Linked DNA regions of Homo sapiens: region 1 is linked to region 2. A link is a contact called in ENCODE Hi-C or POLR2A ChIA-PET data. All regions are on one chromosome and are shown on one strand. The core of a region is the stretch at or near the end of the contact, and the rest is flanking DNA. Distances in the headings are between cores, read along the strand shown. Region 1 holds the start of SFN (stratifin). Region 2 holds the start of AUNIP (aurora kinase A and ninein interacting protein).

Evidence for each region. A loop is a pair of places that touch in the nucleus more often than their neighbours do. ChIA-PET counts read pairs that join two places held with the same protein, here RNA polymerase II (POLR2A). Pooled maps may share reads with other maps.
Region 1: a loop to region 2 is called in a pooled map, with 3 times the contacts of the local background. The contact joins the promoter of SFN here to the promoter of AUNIP in region 2. A Hi-C loop is called at or near these places in 1 of 50 pooled maps. POLR2A ChIA-PET finds 5 or more read pairs at or near these places in 2 of 52 experiments (HCT116 and HEK293).

Annotation. Positions count from the first base shown.
Region 1 is chr1:26,859,329-26,864,760 of GRCh38, reverse strand. It overlaps SFN (stratifin), which reads right to left and starts at 1,612. Exons shown (of 1, transcript NM_006142.5): 1 at 305-1,612. The coding sequence starts at 1,548. The coding sequence ends at 802. RefSeq lists an enhancer at 1,048-1,927 and a silencer at 1,797-1,946.
Region 2 is chr1:25,857,989-25,863,178 of GRCh38, reverse strand. It overlaps AUNIP (aurora kinase A and ninein interacting protein), which reads left to right and starts at 3,722. Exons shown (of 3, transcript NM_024037.3): 1 at 3,722-3,899. The coding sequence starts at 3,822. PAQR7 (progestin and adipoQ receptor family member 7) reads left to right here. Exons shown (of 3, transcript NM_178422.6): 3 at 1-1,695. The coding sequence ends at 380. RefSeq lists enhancers at 1-531, 2,816-3,441, 3,315-3,544, 3,442-4,067 and silencers at 2,905-2,964, 3,565-3,824.

The DNA of each region.
Region 1 (5,432 bases), core at 363-2,862, 1.0 Mb before region 2:
GCTCCACCAGAGCTCGTCAGCCTCCCGCGCCGTGGCTCCCACTCACCTCCCCTCAGCCCGGCAGAGGAGCCACGGCGCCTCCTGTGGGTTCACCCGACCCTCCCGGTCCCGTCCAGTTTGACTGGGGCCGCCGTGATGGAGAGAGCCGGACCCCGGCCTCACCTGGACTCAAAGTCTTGCGTGCGGGCCACTGAGCCACCTAGGGAGTTCAGGGCCCTAACTCAGAGGTCCAAAGTCAGGGTCTCTAAGTCAGATTCCAGTCCCACTCCCAGCCCATCGCCAAGAACTGGAAGAGAGACAGGAGGAGTGTCACAGGGGAACTTTATTGAGAGGAAACATGGTCACACCCAGCAGACATGCTTTCCCTCAATCTCGGTCTTGCACTGGCGCGCGCGCACACACACACACACACACACACACACACACACACCCATCTCCAGCCCCTGCCACTGTCCAGTTCTCAGCCACAAGGCGGGACACTCCTCAATTCCTACGATCAGAGGCAGCAGGGGCAGGAGGGAGGCAAGAGGAGGGGAGAAGTAGCCTGGTCCTGGGGTCGGGAGGAAGCGGGTGCGGAGAGCAGGGGTGGGGGCATGACCAGTGGTTAGGTGCGCTCAACAGCTGCAAGAAGAGTGGGATCCCCAGCCCCAGGTGGCCTCAGCTCTGCCAGTCCCTCTCCACGGAGCCCTTTGGAGCAAGAACAGCGCCTAGGGGAGAAGGGTGGGGCCTCCCACCCCATACTAGTCCTCTCGGCAGGGTGGGGGACTGGAGGGGGCAGGGCGGGGCGGTGGCGGGCAACACTCAGCTCTGGGGCTCCTGGGGAGCCTCGCCCCCCTCTTCCCCGGCGTTGTCGGCCGTCCACAGTGTCAGGTTGTCTCGCAGCAGCTGCATGATGAGGGTGCTGTCTTTGTAGGAGTCCTCGCTGAGGGTGTGCAGATCAGCCATGGCCTCGTCGAAAGTGGTCTTGGCCAGAGAGATGGCCTCCTCGGGGCTGTTGGCGATCTCGTAGTGGAAGACGGAAAAGTTCAGGGCCAGGCCCAGGCGGATGGGGTTGGTGGGCGGCATCTCCTTCTTGCTGATGTCCATGGCCTCCTGGTAGGCTGACCGGGCTGAGTCAATGATGCGCTTCTTGTCGTCACCGGTGGCCACCTCGGCCAGGTAGCGGTAGTAGTCACCCTTCATCTTCAGGTAGAAGACCCGGCTCTCGGCGTCCCCGGCCTCCTTGATGAGGTGGCTGTCCAGCAGGCCCAGCACGGTGTCGCACACGCCCTGGAGCTCAGTCTCCACCTTCTCCCGGTACTCACGCACCTCGGGCCCCTTCTCCTCCGAGCCCTCCTCGTTGCTTTTCTGCTCAATACTGGACAGCACCCTCCAGGCAGCCCTCTGGCCGCCCACCACGTTCTTATAGGCTACTGAGAGCAGGTTTCGCTCTTCGCAGGAGAGCTCCTCGCCCTTCTCCACGGCGCCTTTCATGAAGGCTGCCATGTCCTCATAGCGTTCGGCCTGCTCTGCCAGCTTGGCCTTCTGGATCAGACTGGCTCTCTCCATGGCTCTGGGGACACACAGGCGGGCGGCGGGCTAACTGCTGCCTGGGACCAATGCCGGACTCTGTGTCTCTCCTGCTCTTGGCCTGCCTTTTGGCTGGGTGGCCAGGCCCAGAGAAGGGTGGGGAGGAGCAGGGGGCGGGACCAGGGCCCAAGACCTGCCTCCCTCTCCTCTCTTCCCCACACCCTTTCCGGCTCTGCAGTAAAGGTAAAAAGGCTGGGATGTGGGGGTGAATCATCAGAACAGTCAGCAGGAGAAATCTGGGCGTGGGCCCCACCTGCACTGGCACCTTTCCAGGCTCCAGGCTGCCCCCTCTTGTTCGGGGCTGGCATCACATGGCTGCCCACATCAGGAAACGGCTTCTCAAATCAGATCCACTTTCACAGTGCCCTTCCAGGGGCTAAGGACGGCTTTAGCCCCTGGCTGCTTCAGCCTCGACAGAGCCCATAAAGGTTCAGGAGGATGGGGTTCCTAATCCTGCCAGGTAACTTCCCCCCTTGGTTCAGGTGAGGATAACTCATGTTTAGGTAGGGCCATGGAGTTTCCCAAGCACTTTCATATTCACGATCGAATTTAATCCCCACCATGTCTCTGTGACACACACAGGACCATAGAGATGGGAACACTAAGTCTCAGAGAGGGGTGAGATTTGCTCAAAGTCACATAGCCACCAATTCCCTGAAACTCCTTTCTGCACCCTCTTCCTTTAGCTTTTCTCCCATTGAGGCCTCTGACCTATGAGCTCCAGACTGTGTTTGGAAGTGAGATCCAGGCTCCTTCTCAGTCTACCTGAAGATGGTTCCATCCTCCAGGCCTCATTCCCCCTCAGGGTCCCCTCTGAGCTCCCAGAATGCGCAGGTGGCAGCTTTCAGAGTGCCGCTTAATGAAGTGTTTAACAAGCAGCCTCTGAAGCTCCAGCCCAGCCTTTGTAATTAGTCACCCAGTAGGTTTGTTGGACACATTTCCCATCACTACACAATTTTCCCTTTCAAGTTGGTGGCCTGTTGCCACTTGTTTGAGGATTTACCCTCTGGCCCTCCACGCCAGGTCACCTGCCCTCTCCAAGCCACATGCCATCAGGTACCAGCGGGGCTCACAGAGGGTGGGGTCCAGCTCCCCGGCTGTCCCACTTTCCTGCCTGACTCAGACTGCTCTCTGTCTGAGGCTGGGAAGCAGTCCAGTTTGATCCCCCAGGGGGGACGCTAGCAACCTGGGGAGAGAGAGGACTGAGAAAGGGAGGTGGCAGTGACACATACCATTCTGTTTTATGGGGCAGCAATTCCAGCTACGTGATGCCTCCCCCAGCCTGTTTCTCAGAAGTTTACTTGTTCTTTCCTTTTTTTTTTTTTTAAATAGAGAGCAGATCTCACTACATTGCCCAGGCAGGTCTCAAACTCCTGGGCTCAAGCGATCCTCCTGCCTCAGCCTCCCAAAGTGCTGGGATTATGGGCATGAGCCACTGTGCCTGGCCTGTTCCTTCCTTTTGACCATTGCCCCATCTCTGACCCCTGGCAGAGTCCTCAGAGATGGAGACCTCTGTTGCCAACGTTCTTTCCCTGCTTGCCGGAGCCCTGGCCTCAAGTTTCATCAAGAGTTTCACCTAAGGGTGTTGGCATTGAGCCTATAGGGATGGATTCCTGCTTATCTGCCCCACCCATAGCCAAAGCTTAGATGGGGCTCAGAGGTAGGGCTCCCTTCACTGGGATTCTGCCGACCTAATAGTTGAGCCAGGATAATTTCACAGGCCTGTGTCTCCCCCAGCTACTCTGAGTGTCTGAACACTCATCTTCCCTCCTGGAGGGAGGCTTAGGCCAGAACTCTGGGGACCAAAGACGAGATCCTTCTCTTTGCCACAAGGAGGAGTAGGGACATGTCTGGGCTAATGCTACAGGGTTTCCAAGGAAGTAAAGGGGATTTTAAGTTTGACGTCCCAAAGATTTTGCTCAAATCAGAGAACTGACACAGAAAACAATAGGAACCACACTAAAATACCAACTTCTAGAGGGTATCTTGAGGTAGTGAGAGTGAGTGATTTTGCTTCCCTTTGATTTTCTTTCTTCTCAATTTCCTTTTTAGAGATAGGGTCTTACTCTGATGTCCAGGCTGAAGTACAGTGGTATGATCACAGCTCACTGCAGTCTCAACCTCCTTGGCCTCAGGTGATCCTCCTGCCTCAGCTTCCTAAGAATAAGGTGCTCACCACAACGCCCAGCTAATTTTTGTATTTTTTTGTAGAGACAGGGTCTCACCATGTTGCCCAGGCTGGTCTCGAACTTCTGGGTTCAAGCAATCCTCCTGCCTTGGCTTCCCAAAGTGCTGGGATTACAGGTGTGAGTCACTACACCTGGCCCTTTTGATTTTCTTATTCTCTCCAATTTATAAATAGTGAATATAGGTCGGACGCGGTGGCTCACGCCTGTCATCTCAGCACTTTGGGAGGCTGAGGTGGGTGGATCACAAGGTCAGGAGATCGAGACCATTCTGGCTAACCCAGGAAAACCCTGTCTCTACTAAAAATACAAAAAATTAGCCGGGCATGGTGGCACATGCCTGTAGTCCCAGCTACTCGGGAGGCTGAGGCAGGAGAATCGCTTGAACCCGGGAGGCGGAGCTTGCAGTGAGCCGAGATGGCGCCACTGCACTCCAGCCTGGGTGACAGAGCAAGACTCCGTCTCAAAACAAAACAACAACAAAAAAGTGAATATGTATTGTTTGTCTATGAGATACAGAATAGACTAGTATCTTTGGAATCAGACTGCCTAAATGTAATTCTTATAGCTGTTTGTGGCCTTGGCCAAGTGATTTAAGCTCTGTGAGCCTCAGTTCCTGTAACTATAAAATGGGACTTGTGAGGATTACACGAGTTAATGGAAAGCACAGTAGAATGGATGGCAACTATTATTATTATTATTTTCTTTTTTTTGAGACGGAGTTTCGCTCTTGTCACCCAGGCTGGAGTGTAGTGGCACAATCTCAGCTCACTGCAACCTCCACCTCCTGGGTTCAAGTGATTCTCCTGCCTCAGCCTCCCGAGTAGCTGGGATTACAAGGGTGCACCACCACACCCAGCTAATTTTTGTATTTTTTTTTTTTTTAAGTAGAGATGTGGTTTCACCATGTTGGCCAGGCTGGTCTCGAACAGCTGACCTCAAGTGATCCACCTGCCTCAGCCTTCCAAAGTGCTGAAATTATAGGCATAAGCCACCATGCCCGGCCAGATGACAACTATTATTATCATGTGAAAAAATCCCGTCAACTTTATTATGATCAACATATACTCACAAAGCACTAACATAGAGTTAGGTTCTGTGAAATGAGGAAGGACCCCAAGCCAGGACTTAGCCAAAGGCCAGACCTTCCCAGCTGGGTGTCTACAGGGGAGAGGAAGCAGTTTGCCCATAGCCTTCTCTCTCCAGATGGATGAATGGCCAGATGTGCTCAGCACTGCCTCCTTCCTCTCCATCTAGGACAGGCGTGTCCAATCTTTTGGCTTCCCTGGGCCACATTGGAAGAATTGTCTTGGGCCACACATAAAATATACCAACACTACCAATAACTGATGAGCTAAAAAAAAAAAAAAATTTGCAAAAAAATCTCATAATGTTTTAAGAAAGTTTACTAATTTGTGTTGGGCTGCATTCAAAGCCATTCTGGGCCACATGCAGCCTGTGGGCCGTGGGTTGGACAAGCTTGATCTAGGATATTCCTGTGACCTCAGCAGGTCCTGGAACCTCAGGGGCCTTCATTTGTACTAGTCATCCAGCCGGGGCTTCCCCAAGTCCTGGGGAAAGCTGGAGATCCCAGGACACTGGGAACCTGGAAGGCAGGCCCAGGAACTTTGGAGCCTGAGTCCAGGGAGGGACCATTTGCTTCCCGCCACTTAAGCC
Region 2 (5,190 bases), core at 2,473-4,972:
TGGTGCATCGTATCTTCGTGTCCTCCGACCCCACCACGGATGATCCAGCTCTTCTCTACCACAAGTGCCAGGTGGTCTTCTTTCTGCTGGCTGCTGCCTTCTTCTCTACCTTCATGCCCGAGCGCTGGTTCCCTGGCAGCTGCCATGTCTTCGGGCAGGGCCACCAACTTTTCCACATCTTCTTGGTGCTGTGCACGCTGGCTCAGCTGGAGGCTGTGGCACTGGACTATGAGGCCCGACGGCCCATCTATGAGCCTCTGCACACGCACTGGCCTCACAACTTTTCTGGCCTCTTCCTGCTCACGGTGGGCAGCAGCATCCTCACTGCATTCCTCCTGAGCCAGCTGGTACAGCGCAAACTTGATCAGAAGACCAAGTGAAGGGGGATGGCATCTGGTAGGGAGGGAGGTATAGTTGGGGGACAGGGGTCTGGGTTTGGCTCCAGGTGGGAACAAGGCCTGGTAAAGTTGTTTGTGTCTGGCCCACAGTGACTCTCTGTGCACGACTCAACTGCCAAGGGCATCACTGGCCAATTCTTGGATTTAGGGATTGGCTAGGAGTTGCTGGGGTCCACTCCTGGGCCTGCCCCAGCTCCTTGCCCAGGGAGAGGGAAAGAGTTAACGGTGTGGGCCACTCCAGCTTGCCCTTCCACTGCCACTCACTGGGGTGAGGCTGGGGGTCAGCTTGGTGAGGATTGGGGCTTCTAGATTGTCTAGGCAGGAGGTGAAACTTAGGCCAGAGTCAGATTTGAGCTGAGCCAGGGGAGGCCTTGGCAACCTACTTCTACTCAGATTTCATTGCTGGATGCGGAAGGGGTAGGCCCAAAATATATACAGGATCTTACTGTCCCTTGAAGCCCAGCCACAAGTGTTGGAGCTGCAGAGAGACCCCAAAGGTAGTAGATTGTGCCAGATACAAATGGGTCCCATCCAGTGCTTCATACTCCTTCAGTCACTATCCCAGACAGTGAGCCCCAGATCTCCTAGCTCTGGCTTCTGTGTCCCACACGGCCTGTTCCCAGCTTCTCTCCTGGTTCCCTTGTTACGGATTCATTTATCCATTCAGTGTTTCCTGGGCCTCTGCTCAGAGGCAGGTCACCACTGGGCCCTGTGGATCAATGCAAGATGACAAAGGCTTTTTTTTTTTTTTTTTTTTTTTTTTTTTTTGAGGAGTTTCGCTCTTGTTGGCTAGGCTGGAGTAAAATGGTGCGATCTCGGCTCACTGCACCTCCGCCTCCCAGGTTCAAGCGATTTTCCTGCCTCAGCCTCCCGAGTAGCTGGGGTTACAGGCATGCACCACCATGCCTGGCTAATTTTCTGTATTTTTAGTAGAGACGGGGTTTCTCCATGTTGGTCAGGCTGGTCTTGAACTCCTGACCTCAGGTGATCTGCCCGTCTCGGCCTCCCAAAGTGCTGGGATTACCGGCATGAGCCACTGCGCCTGGCCGACAAAGGCTTTGATATCAGAATGAACTGTCAAGGGAGGTGCTGGAGAGGGATTAACCTGTGCTGCCTGGGACCCTCAGGGTCTTAGGTTGGGGAGTGTGAATAGGAGTTTGCAGATGGAGAATAGGAAGGGCATTCCAGGCAGAGGGAAACCTGTGCAGAGACCAAGAGGTGTGGAAGGAAAAGTGGGGTTGGGGCTGGGTGGTCTGGATTATGGCCTGGATGCAATAAAGTACTGTGACAGTAGCCACCTCTTTGTTTTTTGTCTCCTGTTTCCGGGAGGGGCCCCTGCTCACATTACTGGAGGTTTTCCGGAGGAAGCTGGGGCCCCTGGGAGTGGACACAGGGTGCAGGGAGCAGTTCTTGTTTTATCTTTGCTGGGGGATGGGGTTGGGGCCTTATATACCATATCTATATATACAAAATTTGTTTGGCAAGGGAGTGGGCGGCAGTTTTATTACTAAAGTTTTATAAGTAGTTAAAATAATGTGTTTAAAATATGATAATCCCACTTTATGATCTGACAAAGACTTTTTTTGTTTGGTTTTTCCTTCAATTAAGGAGGGTTTTTTTGTTTTGTTTTTAGTGGAGGGGGCAGGGGCGTGCACACTCCACCACACATATTGAGCCTCGTCGCATGCGCACCGAAGAAGTATGTTAACTTTTATAATATTGCTTTTTCCATAGTACACAGCAATATATATACAATGAAGGAAAATTGGGAAGATAAGAAAACCCAAATTAATTAGAAATATCACTTCACTGCTGAAATATCATGGGGGACCTTATGAAATACACACACACACACACACACACACACACACACACACACACATAAAATATGTGTATATAAATAAATATTTTGATATAGGCCAGGCATGGTGACTCACGCTTGTAATCCCAGCACTTTGGGAGGCTGAGGCAGGCATATCACCTGAGGGCAGGAAGTTGAGACCAGTCTGGCCAACATGGCGAAAACCCATCTCTACTAAAAATACAAAAATTAGCCAGGCGTGGTGGCACACACCTGTAGTCCCAGCTACTTGGGAGGCTGAGGTGGCAGGATCGCTTGAGCCCAAGAGGTTGAGGCTGCAGTGAGCTGAGACTGTGCCACTGTACCCGAGCCTGGGTGACAAAGCGAGATGGCTCTGTCCACCATGAAGACAGGCTCTGGCTGCAGAGATGGTTGAGGTTCCTGGCTGACCTGCTGCAGACTGGGCAAGAGGTGGCTGAGCTTCTATCCTCCCTCCACCAAAAAAAAAAAATTACAAAATTTTTGGCCGGGCGCGGTGGCTCATGCCTGTAATCCCAGCACTTTGGGAGGCTGAGGCAGGCGTATCACGAGGTCAGGAGTTCGAGACCAGCCTGGCCAATGGTGAAACCCCGTCTCTACTAAAAATACAAAAATTAGCTGGGTGTGGTGGCGTGCGCCTGTACTTCCAGCTACTAGGGAGGCTGAGACAGAAGAACCGCTTGAACCCAGGAGGCGGGGCTGCAGTGAGCCGAGATAGCGCCACTGCACTCCAGCCTGGGCGACAGTGAGACTCCGTCTCAAAAAAAAATTTTTTTTACATATACAATATGTAAACATTACGTATAATGTACATATATTCCATCTATGGAGATTGTGGTTAGGGACGGAAGGATGGGTGGGGGTGCCAACATTTTTGCATTTCCAAGGGGTTTTCTGAATTCACAAAGTACTTTCACAACCTCATTTGATCCTCTTTAAAATCCAAGGCACAGTAAACGGTGAAAGCAGGACTGAAATCTAGTTCCTGACCCCAAATTTTAACCTCTTCAAAATCCTCTCCCATGTGGCTTCGTAGTTACGCTTACATTAAAAAAAAAAAATTACCAAAGTTGTTCGCACACTCGAGTGTCTGGTAACCACTTAGGTCGAGGACCCCTGGTCTGGAGTCGACGGGCCTGATCTCGGCTCAGCCACTTCCTTCTGGGGGTGATCGCGAAGATTCAGCGATGACACGAACAAATTCCTAAGCCCGGGAAATACTGTAAGAAATTTTCAATACAGCAAAAAGAAAATGTACATTTCTGAGGCTGTCGAGAACCGTTCACACAGCAGCTTCCGAATCCGCTCTTGAAAGAGCGGATCAGAAAGAACACGCACTCCTCCGCGCAGGGAAATATGCCGCACGCACTCAAGGGACCGGCCGCGAAAGTTAGTGCGTGGGCGGGGCACAGCGAAGGGGGCCAGGGCCTTGCCGGGGCGGGGCTGGCGCCCGGGGCGGTCGCGACGTAGCCCCGCCCCCAGCGTTGGCGCGAGATCCGAACGTCGGCGGCCGCGGTTCTGGCGTTCCCTGAGGCGCCGGGAGCCTGCGCCGGCGTCCTGCCGGCTTCGTCTCCTCAGCGGCCATGAGGCGGACAGGCCCCGAGGAGGAGGCCTGCGGCGTGTGGCTGGACGCGGCGGCGCTGAAGAGGCGGAAAGTGCAGGTGGGACGCTGGGGGATGAGAGGGCGTTGGGAACCAGGTAGGGCCTGGAGGCGTAAGACGGGAGGAGTTTGGGGGACACCTGGAGATGATGAAAGCGAAGTCGGGGACAGAGAAGGGAACAGCGTTGGGGATTCACAGGCGAGAGGGATTGTGGTCTGAAGAAGGTTGAAAAACGGGGCTTGGGGAGGATGGGAGGGACGGAAGGAAAGAGCGTGCTGTTGGGGGGTCTGGAGGAGCGGTGCGCAGGGAGGGGCGGCGAAGGTTCAGGTGTGGGAGAGGCGGAGGGAAAGTTCGCTCGGAGCAGTTGAACTGACCAGGCTCCCTAGGAGGCCACAGTCCCTGCGAGACGTCCTAGTAGAGGCTGGAGCATTGGGAGATGGATGCGAATGCAAATTGGGGAAATTCTCACCCCGGGGTCTGTTTCCACCCAATTTGCCAAGTTGCAGGCCAACTACCTGCCCAGAACCGGTAACTTTGAGGGGAAAAGTAGAAGCTATGGGAAGGGGAGCTGGCCTCCTATGTACTGAGCAGTCACTGGGTGCCGGATACTGCATTAGATACTGAATATGCGTTATATGTGTCGTCATTCTTGCTGGGAATGAGGAAACTGAGGTTCAGTAACTAACCTAGGCCCGCCTAACTAGAAGGAGCTGGAAATCACATTCAGGTCTGTCACCTAGGCAAGATGCTCTTCAGTCACTGTAAAGAAACAAAAGTGCGACATAATAATCATTCATGTTTATTGAGCATTTTATGCTGGTGCTAAGTGTTTTAGGTATGTTACCTTGTTTGGTACAATTCTATATGGTAGATAGTGTAATGATACCCATTTTACATACGGAAAACAGGCTCAAAACAGACACTAGGGGCAAGATTCTTGCTCTCAGGTTGCTCACAGTCTTATAGGGAAGAAAAGAGGTGTATAAATAATAACAACAATACCTAACCTTTATTGAGTGCTTTCTATGTGTCAGGCATTTTGCCGAGACTTTATACACTTTATCAATGGCAGGTACTCACCAAAATTCAGTAAAGTAGATTTTGTCATTATCCTGGTTTTATAGATAAGAAATTTGATCATTTTATTATTATTATTTATTATTATTATTTTTTGAGATGGAGTCTTGCTCTGTCGCCCAGGCTGGAGTGCAGTGACACAATCTCAGTTCCCTGCAAGCCCCACCTCCGGGGTTCACGCCATTCTCCTGCCTCAGCCTCCTGAGTAGCTGGGACTACAGGCGGCCACCACCACGCCCGGCTAATTTTTTGTATTTTTAGTAGAGACAGGTTT